Regions from separate parts of the Homo sapiens genome. Here region 2 is linked to region 1. The links are chromatin loops, found by intact Hi-C in ENCODE. Cell type or tissue: OCI-LY7. All regions are shown on one strand. Links, peaks and the distances in the headings refer to the core of each region. The heading gives the core; the rest is flanking DNA.

The links. Hi-C counts contacts between places; a loop is a spot of excess contacts. Peaks named below come from ENCODE experiments on the same cell type or tissue, not always from the same donor. Only the 100,000 strongest peaks of a DNase experiment are listed, where the experiment ranks them.
Region 2: it touches region 1 in a loop (5-fold over the local background); 2 of 110 quality-filtered maps call a loop at or near these places.

What each region holds. Positions count from the first base shown.
Region 1 is chr12:95,332,025-95,340,460 of GRCh38, reverse strand. LOC105369917 (a long non-coding RNA gene) reads left to right here. Exons shown (of 11, transcript XR_001749265.1): 10 at 1-88; 11 at 2,803-2,891. Among named protein-coding and RNA genes, the nearest start is that of MIR3685, 26 kb to the right of the region's middle. RefSeq lists an enhancer at 4,624-5,540. In OCI-LY7, for the core only: CTCF peaks have their summits at 3,586, 3,808 and 5,809; DNase peaks (open chromatin) are centred at 3,124, 3,830 and 5,840; H3K4me3 peaks cover 2,727 bases; H3K27ac peaks cover 4,424 bases.
Region 2 is chr12:94,871,410-94,879,845 of GRCh38, reverse strand. No RefSeq gene overlaps it. Among named protein-coding and RNA genes, the nearest start is that of MIR492, 41 kb to the right of the region's middle. RefSeq lists silencers at 5,812-5,911, 5,922-6,531, 6,592-6,711. In OCI-LY7, for the core only: CTCF peaks have their summits at 3,857 and 4,060; DNase peaks (open chromatin) are centred at 4,085 and 6,115; H3K4me3 peaks cover 237 bases.

The sequences.
Region 1 (8,436 bases), core at 1,344-6,343:
ATATAACATTGTATCTGCTTCTAAATTCATGGGCAACAATTGTCCTCTTCTGGTTCAAAGGCACAATATAATCCCAGGAATTTTTTTGGTATGTGCTTTGAGATATAATGACTCTTTTGACTGGGCTGTTGTGTATGATGTTTGCATGACTTGGGGATTATTCATAGGGTCAACAGAAGGCTACCAAAATAGCTCAGCTTAAATCACAACCTTGGGATAACCCTTGACTTCAGGTCTTCTTATAACTGCAGATTTAACACTGTTGCATTATCTTTACTGTTACTCTAATGAATTTAAAAATTGAATACTCTGTTAAAACTGAGGTGGCCGGCCGGGCGCGGTGGCGCACGCCTGTAATCCCAGCACTTTGGGAGGCCGAGGCGGGAGGATCACGAGGTCAGGAGATCGAGACCATCCCGGCTAAAACGGTGAAACCCCGTCTCTACTAAAAATACAAAAAATTAGCCGGGCGTAGTGGCGGGCGCCTGTAGTCCCAGCTACTTGGGAGGCTGAGGCAGGAGAATGGCGTGAACCCGGGAGGCGGAGCTTGCAGTGAGCCGAGATCCCGCCACTGCACTCCAGCCTGGGCGACAGAGCGAGACTCCTTCTCAAAAAAAAAAAAAAAAAAAAAAAAAAAAAAAAAAAACTGAGGTGGCCATATCATTCGCCTCATGAGTTCATATAAAAATTAAGTGCTAAAATTTAATTCCCACCTTTATGAAGCTTATAACCTAGTTGAGGAGATATGGCTACATAAAAATCCATAGTGTAAGACCTAGTAGAATAACTACCATAAGCAAGACAGCCTGGTGTGGTAGAGAAAAAGCATGAACTTTGAAAACAAACACACTTGAGTTCAAACCTTGATTCTACTATTTGCTTGCTGTGTGACCTTTGGTAAATTACTAAGCTTCTCTGAGCTTGTATCCTCCCTTTCAAAAGGGAGAAATAATAACCAACTCATAAAATTATTGTAAAAATTCAGTGAGATAATGTGCACAAAGTGCTTGTTTCAATTCCTGGCACATCATAGGCAATGAATGCTAATTCCCTTCCACTGGTTTTTCAGTTCAACAAATGTTTATTGACTGTCTGCTCTGTGCCAAACACAAGTACTGAATACTGAAGATACACTCACCCACTCACTCAGTCAATAAAATGAGCCACAGTTCCTTCTGCCAAGGAGCTCCTAGTCCAGTGGGGTGAGCCACAGCCTGAGGCTTCCTGAGAAGTGTCATATGTGCATAGCCACTTGGGTTTCCTCATAGCCAGTTGGGTTTCCTCACAACATGGTGCTGGTTTGAAGAAGGAATGTTCCTGGCCGAGCATAGTGGCTCATGCCAGTAATCCCAGCACTTTGGGAGGCCGAGGTGGGAGGATTGTTTGAGCCCAGGAGTTCAAAACCAGCCTGGGCAACATAGTGAGACCCTGTCTCTACAAAATTAAAAAAATTAGCTGGGCTTGGTAGTGTATGCCTGTAGCCCTAGCTACTCAGGAGGCTGAGGCAAGAGGATCACTTGAGCCTGGAAGTCAAGGCTGCAAGGAGCTGTGATTACACCACTGCACTCCAGCCTCAAAAGTTATGCGGTATGCTATTGCTCATACTATTGGTTAAAGCCAACTGTATACTAGCCCCTAAGGGTAGGTAGGATTTTGTCAGAGAGATGAGAAGAAGGAAGAGAAAGAGGTTCCAGGCAGAGGACATGTTGTAAGTAAAGATAAGGTTTGGCGCACAAGAAACCAGGTGACCTGAATTTTAGTCTAAGACCTTCCCCTTTAACCAGCTGTATTTGTTTGGGTTCATGTCATCTGGAAAAAAAGAAGACTGAGTTAGATCAGTGGCTCTCAATCACAGCTGATGCTTTGGATACATGAAAAAAAAATGACTTCTGGGCTTCACCCTCGAACAATTAAATCAGAATGTCTGTGGATGAGACCCAGCATCAGTATTCTCTTTATTACAATATAGTTTACATACAACGTAATGCGTTCAAGTGAATATTTTAAGCGCCAATGAGTTTGACAAACGTATGTACCCATGTAATCACTTCCACAGTCAAGATAGAAAACACTGCCATCACCCTAAAAGTTTCCTTTGGCCCATTAGCTGCCAGTCCTTCCAACATCATCCCCAGATCACCACTGATCAGTGTTCTGTCACTATAGATTAGGTTTGTCCCTTCTAGAATTTCATCTAAAAGGATTCATATGCCTGTAATCCCAGCACTTTCAGAGGCTGAGGCAGGTGGATCACGAGGTAGGGAGTTCAAGACCAGCCTGGCCAACATAGTGAAACCCCATCTCTACTAAAAATACAGAAAATTAGCCGGGCGTGGTAGCAGGTGCCTGTAATCCCAGCTACTTGGGAGGCTGAGGCAGGAGAATCACTTGAACCCAGGAGGCAGAGGTTGCGGTGAGCGGAGATCATGGCACTGCACTCCAGCCTGGGTGACAGTCCAAGACTCCATCTCAAAAAAAAAAAAAAAGGATTCATACAGTAAGTATTATTTTGTCTGGCTACAATGAGGTATTAGCGTTTGTTTTAAAAGTTTCTCTGGGTGATTTTAATGAGAAGCAATGACTGGATGATCTTTCAGGACCCTTCCAGCTAAAAAGATGCCATGATTTCATCTGCTAGCCTAGAGGCACTTTATGAAAGTTGCATTTTGGGAATAATATATATGATAGATATCATTATAATAATTATGACAATGGTAATACTAATGTTTATTGATCTTTAACTATGTGCCCAGGCACTGTGCTAAGTTATTCATGTGTATTTTCTTATCTAAATCCTCACAGCAATCCAGGGGGTAGGTACTAATTTTATCCCTGATAACAGAGGTGGAAACTGAGACACAGGTTAACTTATCTAAGGTCAAGGAGCTCGCATGTGGTGGGATCAGAATTCAAATCCAGATTTTCTCACTATGAACAGAGACTGCTTTTAATCAAAATTCTGCAAGAGTTTCTACAAGGTGAAGTCTCAGCCCCCACTTCCTCGGACATGCTCGTAAGAAGTGTAAAGTGTTCCCAGATGAATGCTTTCAGCTTGTTGATGAGTTCCAGCTGGGGAGAAGAAATAATTCAACCGTACATTTAGCAAGAAGGCACAGAGCCTACCTCAATATGCAAAGGAATCCAGCTTGTTTCAAGTGTCAAGTGACAGTTTAGACAAGAGAAAAGGACTCAGTACAAATGAGATGGGACAGAGGTTGCATCCCGTGCATGTCTTCTGAGATATATACAAAATAGAGAAACAAAGACTAACTCATCCACTGATTTCACCGTAGTAATGCAGATTATTTCCTGACATTTCAATACACAGATACACACACACACACACCACACACACACACACACACACATCTATTTTCAGTTTTCAAAATATTCATCACTGTCACTACGAACAATGAACAACTAGTCTTATTTTGTGGTAGAGGAGTCTTCCCAGAGTACCTGACAGGTGACCAAATATCACCCTGCTCCTGCAAACCTATTTGATTCTGGGAGTCTTGGTAGACATGCTTGGTTGGTTTACAGCCTGTGCTTCTTATAAATTCACTAGTGGCTTAAAAAAAAAAAAAAGCATCAGCACGATGAAAATATATGTCTTTCTTAAGTTGCACTCACCCATGACATCCAAATCAAAGGCTTGTCAGCTGAGGTTGTCCCAGTTCCCTCCAAGAGAATATTAACAATTAATCCTGATCACCCGAAACAAACAGGTTCCTATTCAAATACTGGCTGTCAGTATCTGGCTGTCAAGCCAAGAGCAAGGCTAAGGCCTCAGCCTGCCCAGCTGTCTGCCCGCTGGGTGACAGTGTTGATCCATCTGAAATAAATGCGCTTTGTCCCTGGGCCAGAAAATACCAGGTCCCTAAAAGGAAAGACTGCAGCCAGATGGTGTTCTGAGGGCCTGGGGAAACGCTTTGCCTTCCTTCCCGGAGAGAAGCAGAATGATTCTGTGTTTTCTTTATCTTTCAAAGGAAGATGTGAGGTGAAGCATTGTTCTGATGTTACCATATTGGGCTAGGTTTCTCTGGGCGAAGTGCTACCGCGAATGATGTGATTACACATAATAAATTACTTGCATTTTCCTGATAATTTAATGAGGGCAAAGAGCTTGCAATGAGCGTTGTGAAAACTCAGCTGAAAATTCATTTCAGCTGTTTGTTCGGATGCATGGGGCTGGAAGGATTCTTTAACTGAGGTGTTCTTTTTTATACACATGTGCATCCAGGGCTCTGGGGTGGGACAAGATTGTCTCTGTGGAATATTATTTCCAAATTGCCAGCTCACATATTTACATTATTCTATCTGTTCTGACGTGATCCTTGACTTCAAGAGGGAAGAGAGTTCCTGTCCAGATACAAATACTGTTCAGATGCAAATACAGGAACAGGCCAGCTGCAGTGGCTCATGCCTATAATCCTAGCACTTCCCTGGGAGGCTGAGGTGGGAGGATCACCTGAGGCCAGGAGTTCAGGACCAGCCTGGTCAACGTGGTGAAACCCCGTCTCTAATAAAAACACAAAAATTAGCCAGGCATGGTGGCGTGTGCCTATAATTCCAGCTACTTGGGAGGCTGAGGCAGGAGAATCACTCCAGCCTGGGTGACAGAGTGAGACTCCATTTCGAAAAACAACAAAAACAGGAACAAATACTGTAGTCTGTAGTTACAATTCCAGGTGACCAGTGGAAATGGTGGAAGTGTGTAGTGACACCGCAGTAGAGGAGAGAGAATGATGGAACCAGCCATGTCTCTCCTTTAAAGGGACAAGACAGAAAATGAATTGAGTGCTTCAGGAGGCTTTAAAAGGCTTGGTTTGGGCCATTTTTTGTTCTCCTCCACCGTACCTCTCCAAAGATGGAGTAAAGAGAATAGTGACTCAAAACATTGTGACTCTTCATCACAATGTTTTATGAGGAATGAAGCCATGTTAATTTTTTTTTAAGCGAGACAGAGTCTGTCACCTAGACCGGAGTGCAGTGACACAATTATAGCTCACTGCAGCCTTGACTCCTGGGCTCAAGGGATCCTCCCGCCTCAGCTTCCTAAGTAGCTAGGACGGCAGGCACACACCATCACACATGACTAATTTTATTTTTTGTAGATTTGAGGTCTCACTATGTTGCCCAGACTGGCATCAAACTCCTGGCCTTAAGTGATAGATCCTCCTGCCTCATCTTCCCAAAATGGGGGGATTACAGGCATGAGCCACTGCCCCGAGCCAAAGTCATGTTTACGTGAGCCTTTGTCCCAAATTCTTATAATCAGGTTGAAAGACTAAAATAGAATTATCAACTTAAGAAATTATATCACAAAACTTTTAGTACTTAGTATATGTGCTGCCGAAGCGAGCACAACAAAACTTATAGTACTTAAATAGTTTCTTGGCTGGGCATAGTAGCTCAGGCCTGTAATCTCAGCACTTTTGGAAGCTAGACAGGAAGATTGCTTGAGACCAGGCATTCAAGACCAGCCTGGGCAACATAGTGAGATCCCATCAAAAAAAAATTATTTTTAAGTTTCTTTTTTCACCTTTGTTTTATTTAATATTATTTGATCCAACTTATTTGAGCCAATTTAGCACATTTATATTTTATTACAAGTGACATAATAAAGGTTTGGGTTTTTTAATAACAAAGGTTTTTGATATTTCAACTACACTACAACTGCAGTCATATTTTCTAAAGGAGCTCTCCTTGAGTTCTGAGAATCTCAAATGAGGGTGAAGAATACAAACAGGTGGGCTGTGGATTGGGCTTTTGCTCTCTGAGACTCACACAGACACTGAGCATCACGGAGCCAAGGACCATCAAAGCCAGAGGGTGAAGCTGTTGAGCTGTGAGTCACTTCCCTGTCTCTCCTCTTCAGACACTTCAAAGCCTTTTCTAACTTTAGCTACCGAACACCCAGACAGCATGGGCCCTCTTAGGGCAAACTGCAACCACACGCATTTTTTTTTTTTTTTTGAAAGGGAGTCTCACTCTTGTTGCCCAGGCTGGAGTGCAGTGGCATGATCTTGGCTCACTGCAACCTCCGCCTCCTGGATTCAAGCGATTCTCCTGCCTCAGCCTCCTGAGTAGCTGGGATTACAGGTGTGTGCCACCATGCCTGGCTAATTTTTGTATTTTTAGTAGAGATGAGGTTTCACCGTGTTGGCCAGGCTGATCTCAAATTCCTGACCTCAGGTGATCCACCTGCCTCGGCCTCCCAAAGTGCTGGGATTACAGGCATGAGCCACCGTGCTCCACTCCACATGCATTTTTGTATCCTATTCAGTATATATTAAGGATATTTTATCAGAGTTTTGGTAGCCTCTACCCTGCAGGGACCAACCACATGATCAGCAGAGAGGGTAAAAGGATTTATGAGAGGAGGCCTTGGGCAGCAGAGATTGAGAACTTTCTGGGACTTACCAGAACAGAGCAGTAAGCAGCTCCAGGAACACCCATATCTTTCTGTCCCTGCAGAGATGTGCACACATCTACTCATCTTCCTATTTCTTTTCTTTTCTTTGAGACAGTCTTGCTCTGTCACCCAGGCTGGAGTCCAGTGGCACAATCTCGGCTCACTGCAACCTCCACCTCCTGGGTTCAAGCGATTCTCCTGCCTCGGCCTCCCGAGAAGCTGGAATTAACAGGTGCCTTCCACCAGGCCGGGCTAATTTTTGTATTTTTAGTAGAGACAGGGTTTCGCTATGTTGGCCAGGCTGGTCTCAAACTCCTGACCTCAGGTGATCCACCGCCTAGGCCTCCCAGAGTGGTGGGATTACAGGCGTGAGCCACTGCACCCAGGCCACATCTTCCAATTTATTTTACCTTCTTAGTATTCCGATCCTGAAGGTCTTTGGAGGCTTATATGACTGCTTTGTGAGAAGTCAGCACCACAGATTATTTGCAGGGAGGGTCCTCTGGTATACTTTGATTTTTGAAAATGCAGAAAAGCATAAAGAAAGAAATTAAAAGCATTCACACTTCTGCTACCCAGAACTAAGCACTGCTAATGGTTAGGTGTATGAGCACACCTCATTCTACTGTGCTTTGTAGTTATTGCATTTCACAAATATCGTGATTTTTACAAACTGAAGATTTTTGACAACCCTGTGTCCTGCAAGTCTATCAGCACCATTTTTCCAACAGCATGAGCTCACCACATGTCTCTGGGTCACATTTTCGTAATTGTAGCAACATTTCAAACTTTTTTTTTTTTTAAGGACAGGGTCTCCCTCCCGTCACCCAGGCTGGAATGCAGTGGTGTGATCTTAACTCACTGCAGCCTCCATTTCCTGAGCTCCCACCTCAGCCTCTCGAGTGGCTGGATGTACAGGCGCGCACCCCGACACCCAGCTAATTTTTTGTATTTTTATTAGCTATGGGGTCTCGCCATGTTGCCCAAGCTGGCCTTGAACTCTCAGGCTCAAGCGATCTGTCCACTTTGGCCTCCTGAAGTATTAGGATTAAAGGCATGAGCCACAGCGCCTGGCCTCAAACTTTTCATTATTATTATATTTCTTAGAGTGATCTGAGATCAATGATCTTTGATGTTACTATTGTAACTGTTTTCAGGCACCACAAACCAAGCCCATATAAAATGGCTTAATTTTGATCAATGTTGCGTGTATTTTGACTGCTCTGCTGACTGGCTATTTTCCCAATCTCTTTCCCTCTCCTCTAGCCTCCCTATTCCCTGAGACACAACAATATTGAAATTAGGGCTACAGTGGCCTTTAAGTATTCAAGTGAAAGGAAGACTTGCCCAACTCTCACTTTAAATCAAAAGCTATGATTTAGCAATGATTAAGCTTAGTGAGAAGGGCATGTTGAAAGCTGACATAGGCCGAGAGCAAGGCTGCCTTTCACCATTCAGTTTAGTCGAGTTGTGAATGCAAAGGAAAAGTTCTAGAAGGAAATGAAAATGCTACTCCAGTGAATACACAAATGATAATAAAGCAAAACAGCCTTACTACTGACAGGGAGAAAATTTTAGTCATCTGGATAGAAGATCAAATCAGCCACAACATTCCCTTAAGCCAAAGCCTAATCCAGAGCAAGGCCCTAACTCTCTTCAATTGTATGAAGGCTGAGAGAGATGAGGAAGGTGCAGGAGAAAAAGTTGAAGCTAGCAGATGTTGGTTCCTGAGGTTTAAGGAAAGAAGTGGTCTCTGTAATATAAAGGTGCAAGGTAAAGCAGCAAGTCCTAAATATAGAAGCTGCAGTAAGTTCTCTAGATCTAACTAAGATCATTGGTGAAGGTGGCTACACTAAATAACAGATTTTTAACATCGATGAAACAGCCATATATATATTTTTTTCTTTTTAAGTGAAAGCAAGTTTATTAAGAAAGTAAAAGAATAAAGAATGGCTACTCTACAGACAAAGAAGCCCCAGGGGTTGCTGGTTGCCCATTTTTATGATTATTTCTTGATT
Region 2 (8,436 bases), core at 1,397-6,396, 460 kb after region 1:
TATTAAAAGGCACCATCACGGACAGCAATAATGGTTCCATACCACCCAGAACGAATACCTGATAACCTGGGAGCTGTCCATGGTGCTAAAATAGCGCTCCCCATCATAGGACAATGTCCCCACTGTTTGTCATATTTTTAGCCCTATATAGGGTAAATCCCTTGTTACATCTTCCCAGCTTTGGCAGTGGATGTAGAAATTGATTTTCTCTTTCCATTTCCACAATCACCATCCTAATCTTGACCTTGGTTCCTTCACCAGTTCCATTTTGTGTGACTGAGGTTAGCCTCCTAACTTATCTTCCTACGTCTAGACCATTTAATCACATTCTCATCCTCCAAATCCTTCTTAATATGAAGTCATATCCCTACTTACTAACTCAAGGGAATTTCAAAGGAGTATTTTATTTTATTTTTGAGATGGGGACTCGCTCTATCACTCAGGCTTGAGTGCAGTGGCGTGATCTCGGCTCACTGCAGTCTCAACCTCCCCGAGCTCGGGTGACCCTCCTGTTTCAGCCTCCTGAGTAGCTGGAACTACAGGTGCGTGTCACCACACCTGGCTTATTTTTGTATTTTTTATAGAGATGGAGTTCACTATGTTTCCCAGGCCGGTCTTGAACTCTCGGGCTCAATCAAAGGAGTAGAAACAATGCAAATGGCAACATGAGGTAAGGTTAAATGATAATATATCACTGAGATGTGCATATTGAGCAGCCAATAAAGGTAATTATTAAGGCTATGTAAAATATAGGAAACATTAACCAAGGGAAAACAGCAGACTATAATATGGTTTAAACATCACTAATTCGTTTATTAAACACGTACCAAGCACACCTATTTTGGGGTAGGCCATGGAGATGTAAGAATTAAGACAGTCCCTTCTTTAAAGGAGTTCAGAGTCTAGTAGGAGAGATAGCTGTGTAAATAGATTGCAGATGGACATGCATTTGGACGAAGACTAAAAAGGAGCATGGAATTAAATATATAAGTAGCACTAGGGGTGCAAGTCCGGGTGAATTTTGTCTTTTTAAATATCCACTAAGGGCTGAACTCTGGCACAGAGCTTTAGAAGAAAGAAGAAACTAAATTCCTATGATAAAGGCGACACACAGCTCTAGGTAAGTTCTTTCCCACTCTACCCTGCATCTTCAGGCCACAAAAAGAAGAAGAAGAAAAAAAAGATCAATAGAATGTCAAGCCCCTAAATTGTGGTTCAGAGAAGTTGAACAGGCCTTGTCAAGGGCAAGAAAAGAAATAGCATAGCAACCACGCAGACCTCCTACAGCAAAATAAAGGACCCAGAATATCCTTAAGTGACTGTGATATTGGAATAAAAAATAAAAATTAAAAAGTCACACATCCCAGGGTTCCCTAAGAATGGTTTATTGACTCACCACCTCTACTTTGTGGCTCATTCCACTGTACCCTTTGAAGAATATTCTTGCTGGGCATGGTGGCTCATGCCGTAATCTCAGCACTTTGGGAGGGCTAGGTTGGGGGATCACTTGAGGCTAGGAGTTTGAGACCAACCTGTGCAACATAGCAAGACCCCATCTCTACAAAACGAACAAAAAGAATTGTAGAGATGGGTGTGGGAGCATGCACCTGTAGTCCCAGCTACTTGAGAGGCTGAAAAAAGAATATTCTTCACTCTTCCCATTCAAATCTTATATTTTTTCAAGCTAAGAACTCATCTCCTTTAAGAATTCTTTCTTAACTAATGTCACTTTATTCTAGTATAAATACTTGAAAGTCAGTTTTAGTGGATATAAAATTCTTGGCTCACGTTTTCACCACTTTGAAGAAATTCCGGAGAGAGAAGTCTGTGTGATACATTAACATCCACCTATCACTGGTCAATCTCTTGGGTTCTGGAGTCAGATTTGGGCCAGAAGTGTGTCACTAATTAAACATGCAGCCTTTGGCAAGGTGTTTCATCTCGATAAATCTTAGTTTCATAGTCTATCATATGGAGAAGATACTAACAACAATCCTGCAGAGTTTTGTGAGGATGAAACAGATTGATACATGGCTTTTCACAGTGCCTGGAACATATAAAGTACTCAATGCATGTAGCTGTGATACATGTTTCCTTGAAATTTTTCTTGGTCTTTCTCAGGGAAATATGGATTGATTTAATCAATAATGTATACCGCCCCATAGTAGGTATTTAATAGATGCCTTATGAAGGATTCATATTTAGGAACATGGTAAAGGAAAACAACATTTAATTACTAATGGTTTTCTAAATGGAGGATGACAGACTGGTAAGAAATTATGCCAGTTGATAACATTTCTTATCTACGAAAAGAAGAAATTATTCTCTTTTACTATTTATGTAAAATTGTAAACTAGTTCCTTTTTGTTCAATTTTATAACAAATGCCTATCTACCTTAATAGGTAATGAAAGAAGTAAGCTTGACCTCCTGATGCCAGTATACTTCCTACTGTACTAAGATGAAGACCTATGAATCCAGCCTGCAGATCAAGAGGGCTGAATAGGCCAGGTGTGGTGGCTCACACTTGTAATCCCAGCACTTTGGGAGGCCGAGGCAGGTGGATCATCTGAGGTCAGGAGTTTGAGACCAGCCTAGACAACATGGTGAAACATCGTCTCTACTAAAAATTCAAAAATCAGCTGGGAGTGGTGGTGGGTGCCGGTAATCCCAGCTACTCGGGAGGTTGAGGCAGGAGAATCGCTTGAACCTGGGACGCGGAAGTTGCAGTGAGCCGAGATGGTGCCTATGCACTCCAGCCTGAGTGACAAGAGTGAAACACTGTCTCAAAAAAAAAAAAAAAAAAAAAAAAATTAAGGCTGAATAACAGTGTTTGTGACTGGTGGAGAAGTTAAACAATTAAGAAAAAAGGGGAAAATATAGTGTTCTTAAACATTAGATGGTTTTCAAGGAATCAAATAATATGGCTGAGTTTAGAAGGCTAATGGAGATATGATAATATGAAACAGATAGACAACTCTATCATTAAAATATTTTGAAGATTCTTTAAACATATGAAAGAAACAAAGACCTTTCCCCCTCCCCCTGGAATAAAAAAGGGGGAAATCTGATTCAATCTAGTTTTACTTTTAAATTGATTCTTCAGGGTAGTTAATGAGAGCATTGGAAACATGAGGATTTCCATAGATGGCCAGTGTGACCGTGTTCCATTAGCAACTGACGTGTTGTTATTTATTTGGTACAGTTGAATAACATTCTTGGTTTCTGAAGGGAATTTAAAAATGATTCAGGCTAACTAATACTTCAAGATCATCCTAACAACTACTTAACTGAAACTGACTCCCCTCCCCCACACCAGGAGTCTTATTCAAGTTTAGTAAGAAATGAACATTAGGACGGGCTCGGTGGCTCACGTCTGTAATTCCAACACTTTGGGAGGCCGAGGTAGGTGGATCACCTGACGTTGGAAGTTCAAGACCAGCCTGGCCAATATGGTAAAATCCTGCCTCTACTAAAAATATAAAAAATTAGCTGGGTGTGGTGGTGGGTGCCTGTAGTCCCAGCTACTTGGGAGACTGAAGTGGGAGAATTGCTCAAACCCAGGAGGCAGAAGTAGCAGTGAGCCGAGATCGCGCCACTGCACTCCAGACTGGGCACGACAGAGCAAGACTCCGTCTCAAAGAAAAGAAAAAAAAAAAAAGAACATTAAATTGATTAGATATCACATTTGCAAAGCAAAGAGTATTAATTAGAAGGAGCAGGAAGAGGTAATGTTGTAGAAAGCAGCACAAGTAGTGTTAAAACAAGGCGCTGTGGTGAGATCACACAAACCAATGAAGTGGCTAACACTGTATCTCCAGGTTAAGATTTCTTACAATGCTGAGCAAGAATACTGATACTCTAATACTCACATAGTAATACTCTAAATCTTGAACTTTACTTCTGGCTAGGCCTTTAATGCATCTATTTAGTCCAAGTTGTCATTTTACTGATGAGGAAGCTAAGGCTCTGAGATGTCAAGTGACTAATCTATGACAAAAGCTCACGTTTTTACTTCCAGGAACACCTTTACACAGTTGCACCTTTTCTATGAAGCAGAGGAGGGCAGTATTGCATGGGCATTAAGTGAGAGGGTCCTCGTGTCAGACTGCCTGAGTTGAAATCCAGGCTGTGCCACTAACAAGCTGTATGATCTCGGGCAAATGACCTGCCCTCTCTGAGCTCGAGTATCTCCCTCTAAAAAAACCATAATATCCCAGTACGTACTTCATAGAGTTGTGTGGATTGAAATGATAAGACAGGTATGGCTCAGAAGTACACTTACTAACATTGTTATTTTCCCAAAGAAAGGCAAAAACATAAAAGCTCAATCAGAAGAGATTATATATCCAGGGAGGAAAAAACCCACTGCATACAGATCATAAGATAAAGTAAAAAAGGGACATAGCAAGTGTCATTAATTGTCGTTTCTTACATTTCCCCCTCACACATCAGTCACTCCTCCCCCTATCTGTGCTGATAGGCACCAAAGAGAAATCCAGACAAAATGTTTTTATTCATTAGATCATTAAGGTACTTCGTGTAATATTACGGTCTCTATAGTGCTGCTGACAATCAATGTTAGAAAATTATAAAGGTATTTCTTTGGCAGTGGTGATCTGCCAGAATAACTGGCATAAAGGCAATGCCAAAGCTGAAACACTCATGAGAAGTGTTTACCCGGCACAAGCCTTTGCATTCCCACTGCTGTCTGCCTGCATACCTGTCACAGCCGCTTTGGAAACACAAGCGTCCTTGGATGCTTTTCAAAGGATCCTCTGACAAACAAGAGATATTTTTTTCTACACAAAATTCAGGCTGCCTTGAGTTCCGTGCTATTTGATTTACTTTGTTCAGCAGTCGAAGCAGAATAAAATCAGATTTCTTCCTGGAAGACCTTCCCACATCATTCCATCCTGTTCTTGCGGATTTAGATCCTGCATTCTGAGCTCAAGGGTGTGCAGCGTTTTCATGATCTGGGGAATACATTTTTCCCCCTTCTCATTTTTTTCCCGCAGAAGCATTAGCATTTGGGGATGGGCTCCCGTGTTGTTTGGAAAAGTTGGGGTGGAGGTCGATTGTGAAGAGAAAGCTGTGCACACAGGGGACTGCTAGGAAAACCCGTGGGTTTCGCTGGAATGGGGATGCTGACCTCTTCCCCTGCCGAGCTCCTTCACCTGAATGAGACCAGACGGTCTCTGTTCCACGGTGTTTCCTCCAGCCCCGGGTGGATCTGCTGTTTACCGCTCTTAACTCTCTTCCCACCCCTCCTCGGAAAGCTTTATGAATGCTCAGGACTTTCAAAAAACAATCGCAGAATCTAAAGAATGGTAAAGGGCCGACGCACTGGCTCACACCTCTCATCCCAGCACTTTGGGAGGCCGAGGCTGGAGGGTCGCTTGAGGCCAGGAGTTCGAGACCAGCCTGGGCAAAATGGCGAGACACCAGTCTCTACAAAAGAATAAAAATACAAAAATTAGCCGGGCGTAGTGGAGCACTCGCCTGTGGTCCCAGCTACTGGGAAGGCTGAGGCGGGAGGATCGCTTGAGCCTGGGAGAATCGCAAGGCTGCAGTGAGCCGAAATCGCGCCCCTGCGCTCAGCCTGGGGGACAGAGCGAGACCCTGTCTGAAAAATTAAAAAGAAAACGAAGAGTAGGAACGGACATTAGCGGGCCACCTTCCCATCCCATGGGGAGAATTTTAAGGTGGTACTTTTAAGGCGGGTGAGAATTGCCATCTGCGCTCTCCGCCAATCCACTCTTGCTCCGCAAACTTGGGGTCCCTGTAGGGTGGGCCCAGCTTTCACCCCAAAGCTTCTCCAGCTCAGTTCTGGGGGCCGCGGGGCAGGCATCGGAGACTCGCTCCGCTCCTGGTGGGGCCAGAACTCGAGGAAGAGGAGAGGGGCGAAGCGGCCCGAGGAGGCGGGGACGCTGCGACGGCGGCAGAAAGGCCCCGGGGCCCCGGAGCTCCGCGAGCTCAGTGCGCCCTTGGCCGGCTCCGCGCCTCCGCCGCAGCCCGGGAGAGCCCCGGGGACCCCGCGGCCAGCGCTACCCCGCCCCGCCCCCGCCGGCTTGGCGGCCGCGGCGCAGGCGTGTGCAGGAGGGGGCAGCGCGGAGCTCCCGGCCGGCCGAGCGTCGCCGCCGGCCCAGCCCTTCTCGCGCCCAAGTCGCCGAGCCCCGCCCGGACGGCCCAGACACCATGCGGAGGGTGAGTGCGCCGTCGCCCCGGGGTGCGGGGGCGGGGGCGTGCGCCGGGGTCCTCCCAGCGGGAATAGTGAGGGTGCGGCGGGGACGGACCTCGGCGGGGAGCGCGGTCGCCCCCGGGGGACTGAGGAGGGGAAGGGGCGCCGCGGGGACCCCGGGCCCGCACTCTTCGGGGCTGCGCTGGCACGTCGGAGCCCTGGGCCCGCGCTTGCGAGGTGGGCTGCGCCCGGCACTCCGCCCCACGCCTGCTGGCGAGCCCCTTCTCCGGCTCCCCTGACGCCCGCCTGGCTGCCAGAATTCTGCCCAAAGCCCCGGTCCTTCTTTGGGAGCCCGGGCAGCTCTGCTGGGCGTCGGTGGGGCTCCCTTGGCGCACACCCCAGAGACGGAGCCAGCCCCAGGTCCGGGCCAGGTGGGCGACAGGTCGAGGCCGGGGCTGGGGTTGGGGAGAGGAAGGATGCCTGCACTCCGGCATTTGGAAGGCGCGAGCCTCCTCCAGGCACGGCCCGCCGACGGCGCGCAGCTCCTGGCCTGGGGCGCCCTCGGGGGCTGCGGCTGCTGCTTTACCGGCAGGTGCCAGGGAGCCCGCGCTCACCCCCACCCTCCAGCCAAGGCTGCCTGTGGAAAAACGAAAAATAAACAGGCTCAGCTGCAGTGGCTCTTCCACCTCCAGGGACAGCTTGGGGGACTGGTGCTGCTTGTTGTTAGCCCCGGAGAGAGCGCAGGCCCTAGTGCAGCTCGTTCTTACTTGTCTGGGGAAGTTAATTGACACGAAGATGCTGGCGACTTTGTAAGTTACCAGACCCGTTTGTATTTTAACTTTGGAAATGGAAGGTGCTTTAATCAAATACAGGATCTCAGCATTAATATGTGTGGAAAAGCAGTAGAGGAAACTTAAGGAAATCCTATTGGGTACCCTCCACATTGTCCCAGAACTCCTAAGGCCACCCTGAAGACAGTTTACGCGCCAAGGAAGGGGTGGAGGGGTATTTTCTGAAGAGACAAGGCTGAGAAGAAATGGAAGAAAACCAAACCAAAACAAAACAAAACAAAAAAAAAGAAGAAAACAAAAACGGAATAAGACTCTCCCACCAGAGTCCATGCATTTCTCTAGGTTGGAACTTGAGGTTGGCTTGTTGTAAGGTACGTAGGCGCCTATTGCTTTGGTCATCTGAGTGGCCCTTTCAGAGATTTCCGCCTCTCAGCGGCTGGGCTGCTCCCAAGGGAACTCGGGCCCCTTTTGGCTGGTGGTACCAGAATTAAGTGTTCTGTGTGTGTGTGTTGAAGGGGGTGTCTTTGGAGGGAGTATAGAGCAAATGTGAATTGGCCCCAGCTGCCCCTGGAAAGTCTCTCAATGAGCTGACACGGAAATTTACCTGGCTTATACTTTTGGAGCTAGTCCAGACCTGCTCAGGTGTTTCTGGGGAGAACAGGATTCCAGCCAGGCTGGCCAGCTAGTTTGGCATGCAGCAGAAATGGAAACTGGCCGTGGTGAGGTTACTTGTTTGAACTCCAAATTCAGGGGTCAGCAACCTCCTTTTACTCTCAGTGCCTCAGGGTAATTAAAGAAAAGAGCCTGGATGGGATCCGTAGAAATGCGTGTTAGAGGGAGAATCACGATTTGGAGATGGAGGGCATTGACCAGAGTATCTTAACATGTGATCTGCCTACTACCTGCCTTAGGATGAAAGAGGTGGATGCTTGCTGCAAATGCAGATTCCTAGGCTTTGTTTCAAACCTAATGAGTTAGAATCTCTGAAACTGGAGCTTGGCAATCTGCATTTTAAATACTCAGCCCCCACCTCCATAAGACGTGTATTAAGCACCTACTATGTGCAGGCGCTGTTCTGAGCTCTAGGAATACTGTGAGGAACATGACATACAAAAGCCTTGTTCTCTTGGAGGCCGCATTCAAACTGAGAAATCAGATAATAAAGTAGTAAACAAAGGTACAAATAATGTAGTTTCAGATAGTGATGAGTGCTATGAGGAAAATAGAGCAGGATTTGTGCCCAGGTTTGCTGGACTCCAAAGCCCTGGCTCTTGACATTACACTCTGTTGCCTACAAACTTTTTGTTTCTGCCCCAGACCCTGTCTGGTTCTGGAGAAGCATATAATTTGGCAGTTTGGCAGATGCATGTGGCAGCCCTTCAACTGTGGCAGATCAGTAACTGCAGAGAGAGAGTGTGCAGACACACTATTATAATCAAAAGTAATTACTTTCCTTTGGTGTCCT